Regions from separate parts of the Homo sapiens genome. Here region 2 is linked to region 1. A link is an interaction called in ENCODE POLR2A ChIA-PET data of the cell type or tissue named here. Cell type or tissue: Panc1. All regions are shown on one strand. Links, peaks and the distances in the headings refer to the core of each region. The heading gives the core; the rest is flanking DNA.

What was found. Peaks named below come from ENCODE experiments on the same cell type or tissue, not always from the same donor. Only the 100,000 strongest peaks of a DNase experiment are listed, where the experiment ranks them.
Region 2: POLR2A ChIA-PET joins it to region 1 with 6 read pairs; 2 of 35 experiments call an interaction of 5 or more read pairs at or near these places.

The regions. Positions count from the first base shown.
Region 1 is chr11:38,886,894-38,892,286 of GRCh38, reverse strand. No RefSeq gene overlaps it. Among named protein-coding and RNA genes, the nearest start is that of LINC01493, 240 kb to the right of the region's middle. In Panc1, for the core only: no CTCF peak of the experiment used is centred there; no DNase peak of the experiment used is centred there.
Region 2 is chr11:39,153,358-39,158,750 of GRCh38, reverse strand. No RefSeq gene overlaps it. Among named protein-coding and RNA genes, the nearest start is that of LINC01493, 510 kb to the right of the region's middle. In Panc1, for the core only: no CTCF peak of the experiment used is centred there; a DNase peak (open chromatin) is centred at 2,468.

The DNA of each region.
Region 1 (5,393 bases), core at 308-5,307:
TCAAATCTTGTGAGGCTTATTCACTACCACCAAAATAGGATGGTGTAAATTGCTCCCATAATTCAATTACCTCCACCTGTCCCCACCCTTGACGCATAGGGATTATTACAATTCAAGGTGAGATTTGGGTGGGGAGACAGCCAAACCATATAAGAAGGTTTAAAGAAATTCTGATTGATACCAGCATAAATATGTCGACTTTTAGAAGATAGAGGGTAAATTACAGTGCTGGAGAAATTGTCCAGTCATGTTTGGAAAAGACAGGACACACAACTGCTTCAGGAATCTTAGTAGCAGAGACTAGTGTACCTTATTCTACATGCTACAAAATACTCATCACCAGCTGCCTGCTTTCTGGCACTGGATAAATTCCTAAAGATTAACATTTCCAGGAGAGAGAGAAGAGGGGGGAGAGACAGAAAGACAGACAGAGAGAGAGAGACAGAGACAGAGAGAGAGAGAGAGAGAGAAAGAGAGAGAGAGAGAGAGAGAGAGAGAGAGAGAGAGACTGACTCATGAGTATAAGAACTACCAGAATTAAAAAGAATAAACTTGGAAAATTCCCCAGAGAACATGATACTGAGCAGATGAAAGCAGTGGCAGTGTACCATACCTCATCATAAAATTAGAAAAATAGTTTCTAAGGAAACTAAGCATTTTGGTAAAAGTTTAATTCACAAATGGTAATATTGCTGGGACTGGTACCCATATCTTTATTTTGTTTTCACATGTCACTGTAGAATTTTAAATTCATTTTTAATAAAAGTAGGGTTTTTATAATGTCCAATTAATGTGTAAATATGTGTAAAACCATGTAAACTAGGCTACATGATTTCTTTAGCAGTAGACATTTCATAAATGTGTTTACACTGCAGTACTTTTTTAAAAGAGGATGTGAAATTCATGCATGATGAACTTGCCTAAAAAAATACAGCAAAGTTTACTTGTTATCCGAAAGTTATTTGCTGTCTTTTGTAGAACTTGACAAATCTGTCTACAAGTTCAAATAATGCTGGGCAAAATTAGTTGGAGAGACAACAGCCAAAAATCTATCTCTTCGAAATTCAATTAAATTTCTTTGAATCATTTAAAAGTGTACATAATTACTCTTATTTCTGTATTTCCCAGTGTTCTGACTTTCCGGATATGACTTTAAAAGTCTCCAGCTCTCTCAGTCACATCTGACTTTATTCTTCAGCTATTTATTTTGATTTTCAGAAAAAAGAGGATTGAGTGAGAAGTGGGATAGTACAGTGGTCAAGAGTGTAAAGCTGTAGTCAGACTGCCTAAGTTCAAATCCCAGCTCTGATGAGTTTTATCTTGGGCAGGTCACTTCGCCTTGTCTGTTAATAAGGATAGTTACAGTTATTGTGAAGGGTTATCATGAAGATTACATTTGTTAATATATGCGAAATTCTTAGAACCCTAACTGGCACATATGTAAACATTTGCTTTTCTCATGTTAACGAAACACATTGTATAATGATTACTCAGTGGGTGTCTGCTGACTGATTGTCTGGCTAGGGATCCACTGGATCCATTTGGCCCTCCGGTTAATGTGAATAGGATTATTAGCAGTGGAAGAGATCTAAATTATCCTGAGTTACCAGCAGGGAATCCATAGGCATCTGCAGCAACTTCAGCCCTTGCGTCCTCAGAAGAAAGAATTCAACCGAGGGGCATAAAGCCGAAAAAGAGATCAGGCAAATTCCAGGGCAGGAGTGGAAGTTTACTTAAAAGGCTTTAGAACAGGAAGAAAGGAAAGTTCACTTGGAAGGGATCCAAGAGGGCACCTGAAGGTTAAACTGAGAGCTGGTCAAGTGTCCGTTTATCCGTGATCCTAAGACTTTTACAGGCTTGCCTCTTTCCCGCGACTCTTCCCTCCTTAGGGTGGGCTTCCCACATGCGCAGTGTGTTCCTCATCCTTTGGAATTGAGCATGGCAGTGTGTGTAGGGAGTTACAGGCAGGCCCATCTGAGGGCTTTCTTCCCTTTTCCAGAGGCGTGTACCTGGAAGATCATACTTCATCATTTTTGTCTCTTAATGTGGATGCCGAGGATGTTGCTTCTGCCTGAGGCCTACATTCAGTTAATTTTTTGATGTTAACAGGTGTGGACCATCAGGAAATGGCCTCTTTCTGGCGCCACAGCCAGTTTATCACTTTTGGAGAGGCAACGCAATAAATTGTGGAATCCACCACCCAACATTTCTAGTGGGTGGTGAGGGGAGAGCCCTCTCTTGCTCCACTCATGTCTGTCTATCTACCTATAACAGGATAAATAAAATATCACAATTAATTTGACACTTAGGAAAATTTTAAGTCACCATTTTATTTTCAAACAATCGTGATCAATCACAGCTTGAATATTAATTTAATCTAGTATAGCAGGTAACCTGAAGTGTTTTCTTAATGTTTTACCCTCTCAATCTTTCTTCTTTTACACTTAGTAATATCCAAACTAACATACTTTTTGAAAAATAGCTGCCCTTTATAGTTCTGTGAAGGCATGGATTACTAAATAATTAGATTTGTCTGAAATATATTGATATAAATTTTACTCCCATCAGATAAAAATAGTTATTTGAATCTCTTTGTTTTATTTATCAGATAATGCCATAAAATTCTGTATATTTATTTCTGAACATATTTAATCATAAACTGAAAAGTAAATAAGCATTGTGAATTTTGTTAATGAAAAGATCTGTAATCATGTGTGGCTGCAACTGCATTGAAGTAGTGGTACAGAGGAGACCTTAGAATGGTGTGATTTATTTAGTTACTTGTTCACTCGTTTTCTTATCTAACAAATATTTATTGAGTATTGCTAGAGGACAGGTGACTCTGGAAGTAAAATAGTTAACCAGATAGATACATTGTCTGTTTTTAGGGAACATCTATTTATGGAAGAAGACAGATAATAAGCAAATACATAAATATGATAATTTTAAATAATGAGAAGTCCTAGGAACAATATATAACAGTGTAATGTGATAAAGGGTGACTGGAAGTGCTCATGGAAGGCTCATGGAAGGCAGCTCATATTTCAGCTTAGGTGTAAGTGATAAGAATTCAGACCTATGAGGCTCTGTGGGAAGAACAGTTCAGAGAGGGGAAGAGCAAGTGCCAAGGTCTCAAAGCAGAGATGAACTTGACATATTTAAGACCTGGCAGCTTAAGCATAGTATTGTGGGGAGAGTAGTAAGGAATGAGACAGGAGCTTCATCGTGTAGGATCATATTATGTGTAGTAACAAATGTGTATTTTAATCTATGTGTAATGATAATTTATTGAAGAGTTTTAAGTAGAACAATATTGCTTGATTCACATTTATAAAAAAAACTATGTTGGCTTTTAGAATAACTGAATTTTATGGCTGTATTATGATTCTCTTACAATTACAAAATGGTTAAAAATATATATGCCTACCTTGACAAACCTTTCTGACCCCAAATGGTTTTATTAAAACTAAAAATTCTATTTCTCCTAAATAGGAGGAATATATGTCCCGAATTCATTTCCTCTCTCCTCTCTAGGATTTCCAAACTTAGCCTGGTAAACTTTTGTACTAGGTAAAACTGGTCACTTCTTTTTTGATATTGTTCAATAAGGCAATGTTTTATGTAGGAGGTAATGCTTTCAGAAATATACAATAATATAAAGTAATGTATTGGTAAAGAATATTAACAATTTTTAAAGCATTATCTTTAACTACTTATGACATCAAGACATCAAGTCAGAATCAGTGAAAGGAAAACATCAAATTATTACTGCTACGCCCACAAAATTTGCAGTGTGTTAGAAAAAATTAGTCTGTTTTTTGAATAAGTTATCACATATTGGAAGTGTGCAAGTAGAACCTACACAAATTGCATTGACATTGAGAGTGTTAAGACATCACCTTTTTGCGCAGTGGATGGAGAGGCAAGAAGTGGCGGGCCATAAGAAACTATGTGAAGAAACATCGAAAGTAAAATATGACACAAATGATCAAAGAGCGCAAACATTTTAGCTAGTTTGGATAGAATATCTAATAAACATATGTCAATATATCATGAAAACAACATATTTGGAATTAATGTAAGTTTTGGTTGTTTTAAATCAATTGTCAGTAATTATAAAAGTTACTTTATCTCTCAAACTTTCTTATTAAACTTAGCAGCTGGCCATGAAAAATCCCAGGCATAAAGTTATATAATTTTTTAATTTATAACTTGTTATAGAGTAAGTGTACTCCTTTCCAAGTAATTCTTTAGGCAGCAGTCAAACCAGAGTGAGCATTTCAAAATGCATATCTTATCAGCAAAGTCTTAAATATTTTGATCTCTTCTCCTTATACTTAACACAAGGAGGATCTGGCTCTACTTGGTATATAGTCCAACTAACTTTGGTAGCCATGTCTTGAACCATTCTTCCTTAATTTTCTGTAAGTCAGACAAAATGGATTTAAATTAGTTTTTCTTGAATGCTGTTACTGGGATATATTTTCTCCTCTCTTTTTCTTTTTAACTCCTATGGGTCATTTAATCTCTTGCTTACAGTTATGTTAAAATACACTTTTGGTCAGGCATGGTGGCTCATGGTTACAATCCCAATGACTCAGGATTCAGAGATGAGAGGATCACTGAAGGCCAGGAGTTCAAAACCAGCCTGGGCAACATACTGAGACCCTGTCTCTACGAAAAAAAAAAAAAAAAAATAGGCCAGGTGGTGGCTCACACCTGTAATCCCAGCACTTTGGGAGGACGAGGCAGGCAGATCACCTGAGGTCAGGAGTTAGAGACCAGCCTGGCAAACATGGTGAAACCCCATCTCTACTAAAAATAAAAAAATTAGCCAGGCATGGTGGCGGGTGCCTGTAATCCCAGCTACTCAGGAGGCTGAGGCAGGAAAATCACTTGAACCAGAGAGGCAGAGGTTGCAATGAGCCAAGATCGCACCACTGCACTCTAGCCTGGGCAACAACAGAGTGAGGCTCTGTCAAAAAAAAAAAAAAAAAAAATTAGCTAGTTACAGTTGTGCATGCTTGTAGTCCCAGCTACTGGGGAGGGTGAAGTGGGAGGATAGCTTGAGCCCAGGAGCTTCAGGCTGCAGTCAGCAGTGATCACGCCAGTACACTTCGGACTGGGCAACAAAGTGAGAACCTGTCTCAAAAGAAACAAAACAACATCCACTTTAATAAGCTGCATGGCATCAAGTCACGTTCGTACATACCACCTATCATAGTGTCTATTTTCCAGTTATTTTTATGGAATTAATATCTATGTATTCCACTAAATTGAGGATCTATGAAGGTAATAGCCATCCCCTTATTTGCTCTATGTGGTATTCCAGCACTGAGTTGTGCCTAGTGTGTACTGAATGAATGAATCATTGGGTATAAAAATTAATGATG
Region 2 (5,393 bases), core at 116-5,115, 270 kb before region 1:
CAAAACAGAAGCAGAAAATTATGGGCTGGGTGTGGTGGCTCACACCTGTAATCCCTGCACTTTGGGGGGCTGAGTCAGGCAGATCACTTGAGGCCAGGAGTTTGTGAACAGCCTGGACAATATGGTGAAACCCCATCTTTACTAAAACATACAAAAAAATTAGCCAGGCATGGTGGCGGGCGGCTATAATCCCCGCTACTCAGGAGGCTGAGGCAGGAGAATGGCTTGAACCCGGGAGGTGGAGGTTGCAGTGAGCCAAGATTGTGCCACTGCACTCCAGCTTAGACGACAGAGTGAGACTCTGTCTCAAAACACACACACACACACACACACACACACACACACACACACACAGAAAATAAATAAAAAATGAAAGAAGAAAATTATGGATGTGAAGTCCATCAGTAAGTGAGAGGGGATGGGATCCAGTGTACATCCCTGAAATGGGAGTAAGTACGCTCCAGTCAAACAACAGCATGGTTGGTAGAGTATACAGACACAGTTACAGATGTGGGAAGGGATAATTGTGAGTGTTCTCTTCTTAATTGCTTCAATAACGTAATAAGTAAGGTCCTAAGGTGAGAGTAAGGATGAAGGAGGTGTTATTGACAATTTGAGGAGAGACACTGGAAACCCGAGTTTTAGATCACTAGTAAATCAGCTCAGTTGTGTATTTTTCCTAGCTGATTCTCATTGCAACCACAGAAAAAGCCATGTGCTGGATCTTAGCATAGCTGTGTTTTGCTTGTAGACTACAATGAAGAAGAGTACAGTTGGCAGAAGGATTGTGGATATGTGTAAGGCAATGATTATAACAATAAACCGAAATAAAAGTGAGAATATGAGGAGAGGAAACAATAGAAAAATTTCATACAGTCAATATAAACTAGGTTTCTGTGGTGTAATTGTTGTGTGGAGTGACTAGAAGTGGTGAGTTGGAAACTTTGAAGACAGTGAAAAGAGAGTAAGATGTCTGGACCTGAGATTTGGAAGTTGTGTAGTTTTGAGTTATTGGGGAAAGATATAAAACAGAAAACAAATATACACGCAACTGAGAGAAAAGACTGATGAATGGATCATTTATCTTATGTATGGATCTGTAATTGCAGAAATAATTACTGGAATAGGGATGGAGAGTGAAATGCTAAAGTGAATGAGGATTGATAACTGGGAGAACAATAGATGATAACTTTAAAGATAATAAATAAATTTTCTCTTAGGGGGAAAAAAAGAAATTATAGTCTAGAACAAGGCTGAGTAAACTATAGCTTATAGGGAAAATCCAGACTTTGGCCTGTGTGGCCAATTAAAGTAAGTCGTGTGTGTGTGTGTGTGTGTGTGTGTGTGTGTATGTGTGTGTTTTAAAACAAACAAACACCCAAAGGATTATAAATCATGCTGCTATAAAGACACATGCACACGTATGTTTATTGCGGCACTATTCACAATAGCAAAGACTTGGAACCAACCCAAATGTCCAACAATGATAGACTGGATTAAGAAAATGTGGCACATATACACCGTGGAATACTATGCAGCCATAAAAAAGGATGAGTTCATGTCCTTTGTAGGGACATGGATGAAGCTGGAAACCATCATTCTCAGCAAACTATCCCAAAGACAAAAAACCAAACACGGCATGTTTTCACTCACAGGTGGGAATTGAACAATGAGAACACATGGACACAGGAAGGGGAACAGCACACACCGGGGACTGTTGTGGGGTGGGGGAAGGGGAAGGGGGGAGGGATAGCATTAGGAGATATACCTAATGTTAAATGACGAGTTAATGGGTGCAGCAAACCAACATGGCACATGTATACATATGTAACTAACCTGCATGTTGTGCACATGTACCCTAAAACTTAAAGTATTAAAAAAAAGTTCTTATTGACACACAAACAAACAAACAAACAAAAGAAAGAGGAGATGAAGGAGGCAGCAACAGCAGCCACAACAGAGACCATATATCGGCTATAGAGCCTAAGCTTTACTCTCTGGCTCTTTAGAACAAGTTTACCATCCTCTAGCCTAGTAGCAGCAATGAGAAATTCACCTAAGAGTTTAGTTAGGTCTGAAGATATGGTTGGCTATGGAAGGGGATCAATGAAAGCTGCCACTTTGAACGACTGCAGCTAAAGCAATATCGTCAGGTTATGGCTATTTTTAGCTAGATAGGAATATACTTAGAGAAAAATTTTGAGAATATATCAGCATATATAATGATGAAAGATCATGATGAGTTCTAGAATCACAGTGAAATATTTTGGAGTGTATAAAACAGTAAGGGACTTGAATCAAATGAAAGGATGCACTACTACACATGAAGAAAGAAGTCTAGGTAAAGAATAACATATGTTTAAACATCCTGTGATGTATCACTGACGTTTAGTTATACTTAAGATCCCTGGGTTTCCTCACTTTTTTGTCTTCTTATGCAAATCTAGGATTTATGAAGTCATTGTCCAGACTATATCAGTTCCTTTCTAGGGCCACTCATAAGCAGTTTGCAAGCTCAAGATAAGTAACACATTATGAATCTGTAGAATGTGGTAATTTCTATACATGTCCATGCTAATCAAGAAACTATTATTCCTGACTGAAAGAAAACCTGTGTTGGCCGGGCACGGTGGCTCACGCCTGTAATCCCAGCACTTTGGGAGGCCGAGGCGGGCGAATCACGAGGTCAGGAGACTGAGACCATCCTGGCTAACACGGTGAAACCCCGTCTCTACTAAAAATACAAAAAATTAGCGGGGTGTGGTGGCAGGAGCCTGTAGTCTCAGCTACTCCGGAGGCTAAGGCAGGAGAATGGGGTGAGCCCGGGGGGCGGAGCTTGCAGTGAGCCGAGATAGCGCCACTGCACTCCAGCCTGGGCGAAAGAGCCAGACTCTGTCTCAAAAAAAAAGAAAAAAAGAAACCCTGTGTTATTCTTCTGGGTATTTCCCACTCAGTCAGAATATGTTGGTTGAACCGAGTGAAGCTCTCATACACTTAAAAGGTAAATGAAACTTTTCCTTAAATTTTATATAAAAAAATTAAACCTAAAAGTGTTTCAAGAACACTACAATAAGCATCCTTGTATTTATCATCTATATATAATTTTCTCTTTCTTTTTACGCTCTCTCTTCCACCCCCCACTTGTCTTTACCCTTCTTGTTCACATTTTACTATTACTGCTTTCTCTTTCTTTCTTCCTTCTCTCCTCAGCCCTTCATTTTGTGTGTGTGTGTGTGTTTGTGTGCGTGTGTATATATAGACACAGATTTTTGGTTTTTTTAAAACTGAAGTGGGTAGAACATTGTGGTTAATGATAGAACATAAATTCTTAATGAATAAATATTTTCTTCAATATAAAAACAATATAACGTAGCACAATCAAAAAGCTTAACATCAATTCAATAATTCTACTTAGTATTTGAACCCAAATTCACTTTTTCCCAATTCTCCTCATAATATCCTTTATAGATGTTTTCTTTGTGACCCAGAATCTAATCTAGAATCATTTTACTTGTTATGAATTTAGTTCTTCTTTGATCCAGGAGAGTTTTCCCTAGAATACTGTTGCCATTCATGACATTAAAGCCTTGCAAAAATATGCAGTTGAAGTTGAGAAACTACTTTTCCATAGTAGACTCTTTTTGTTTGTTTCATACAAGTGAAAATGTGTATGTAAATTTAGCATACAAATTAAAATGATAAGAGCTGATTGTCTCTATTTTAGTGTCCATTTCGGTGAGAGAATGACACGAAAATAATAGCAGTGGGAATTTTTTTCTGAGAAAGCTGACTTTTGTAGTATAATATGTTTACTGAGTGTAAAAGGTAATATAAGTAATGATATTTAAAGAAAAACATAAATGCTTAATCACACACTCTATCTCCATTACTTGCTTTACCACAAAAACTAAGCCAGTTTCTTTAACCAAAAAAGCAATAGAGGTTTTGCTTTGAAGCAATTTTCTTACTATATAAATCTACTGAAAACTGATTAGTGTGATTTATTGTATGCTTTGAAATATAATTATTTGATTTTCTGTACCGTAGAAAAGCAGTGCAATATAATTATTTGATTTTCTGTACTATGCTTTAGTATGTAAAATTCGCCATGTATTTATCTACCCTGTAATTTCATGGTGTTACAATGTTATTACTCAATAATGACATAGCAATTACTCTATAATTGCCCTATCACTGAATAGTTATTATCACATAATTAGAGAATACATTTTCAAAGATTGGGAAAAAATACGGCAATTTGGGCCTTGTAAACAGTTATTGTAAACTTAAATATATTAGAGCTTGCATATAAAATAAACCCAATAAATGCAATTTAAAATCCTATAAATAGTTAATGAAAGTAGTTGAGGATTAAGTTTATGACAAGTATATAATCTTGTGATTATATTAATGGAGCAATTATTTACTTCTCATTAAAATCTATTAGTAAAAGTGTTATTAATAATAAGCAATAATGTACACAATTAAAAACAGGATCAGGAATAATAAATGATAGTCTTTATTAGTGGGAAAATAATAAATGAAACAGCTAAAGAGAATTCCTCCTCTATGTCATTATACAGAAGTATTATTTGCAAGTATTAAATATGGTAACACTTTGAATAGAAATAAAAATAACTATACATTAAATCATTTGTGCTTCTTAGTTTCTGTACTTTTTTAACTTGTGCTGCATGCTGCTAATATACATTTGGTGACATGATTTCGCTCTAAATCAAAATTCTAAAGTAAATCAACATTTTTACCAGTCTATTAAAAATACCACAGCTCCTCCAGATTAATTATTAATTTCCAGAATATTACATTTTTATTTTTGCATATTACACTAGAAATCTCCTTCTCCTAGGCCATCTATAAAATGTTTCCTAGGAAGATTGATGAGTCTTTTGTACCTGAGTCAGATATAAGAACACTGACATTGTCTGTACCAGAACTTTACTATTTCTTCTTCTGGAAATTCACTGGTAGAGTAACTTTTTCTTTTTTCTTTCTTTCTTTCTTTTTTTTTTTTTTTGAGACAGGGTCTCACTCTGGTCATCCAGGCTGGAGTGCAGTGGCACAATCTCGGCTCACTACAACCTCCGCCTCCCAGGTTCAAGTGATTCTCCTGCCTCAGCCTCCAGAGTAGCTGGGACTAGGAGCACACGCCACCATGCCTGACTAATTTTTGTCTTTTTAAGTAGAGACAGGGTTTCGCCATGTTGGACAGTCTGGTCTTGAACACCTGTCCTCAAGTGATCTGCCTGCCTCAGCCTACCAAGGTGCTGGGAATACAGGCATGAGCCACCGCCTCCAGCCAGAGTAAACTTTCAAAAGTGCATCAATTTCTTTCTCTTGCCTGATTGCCCTGGCCAGAAATCTAATACTATGTT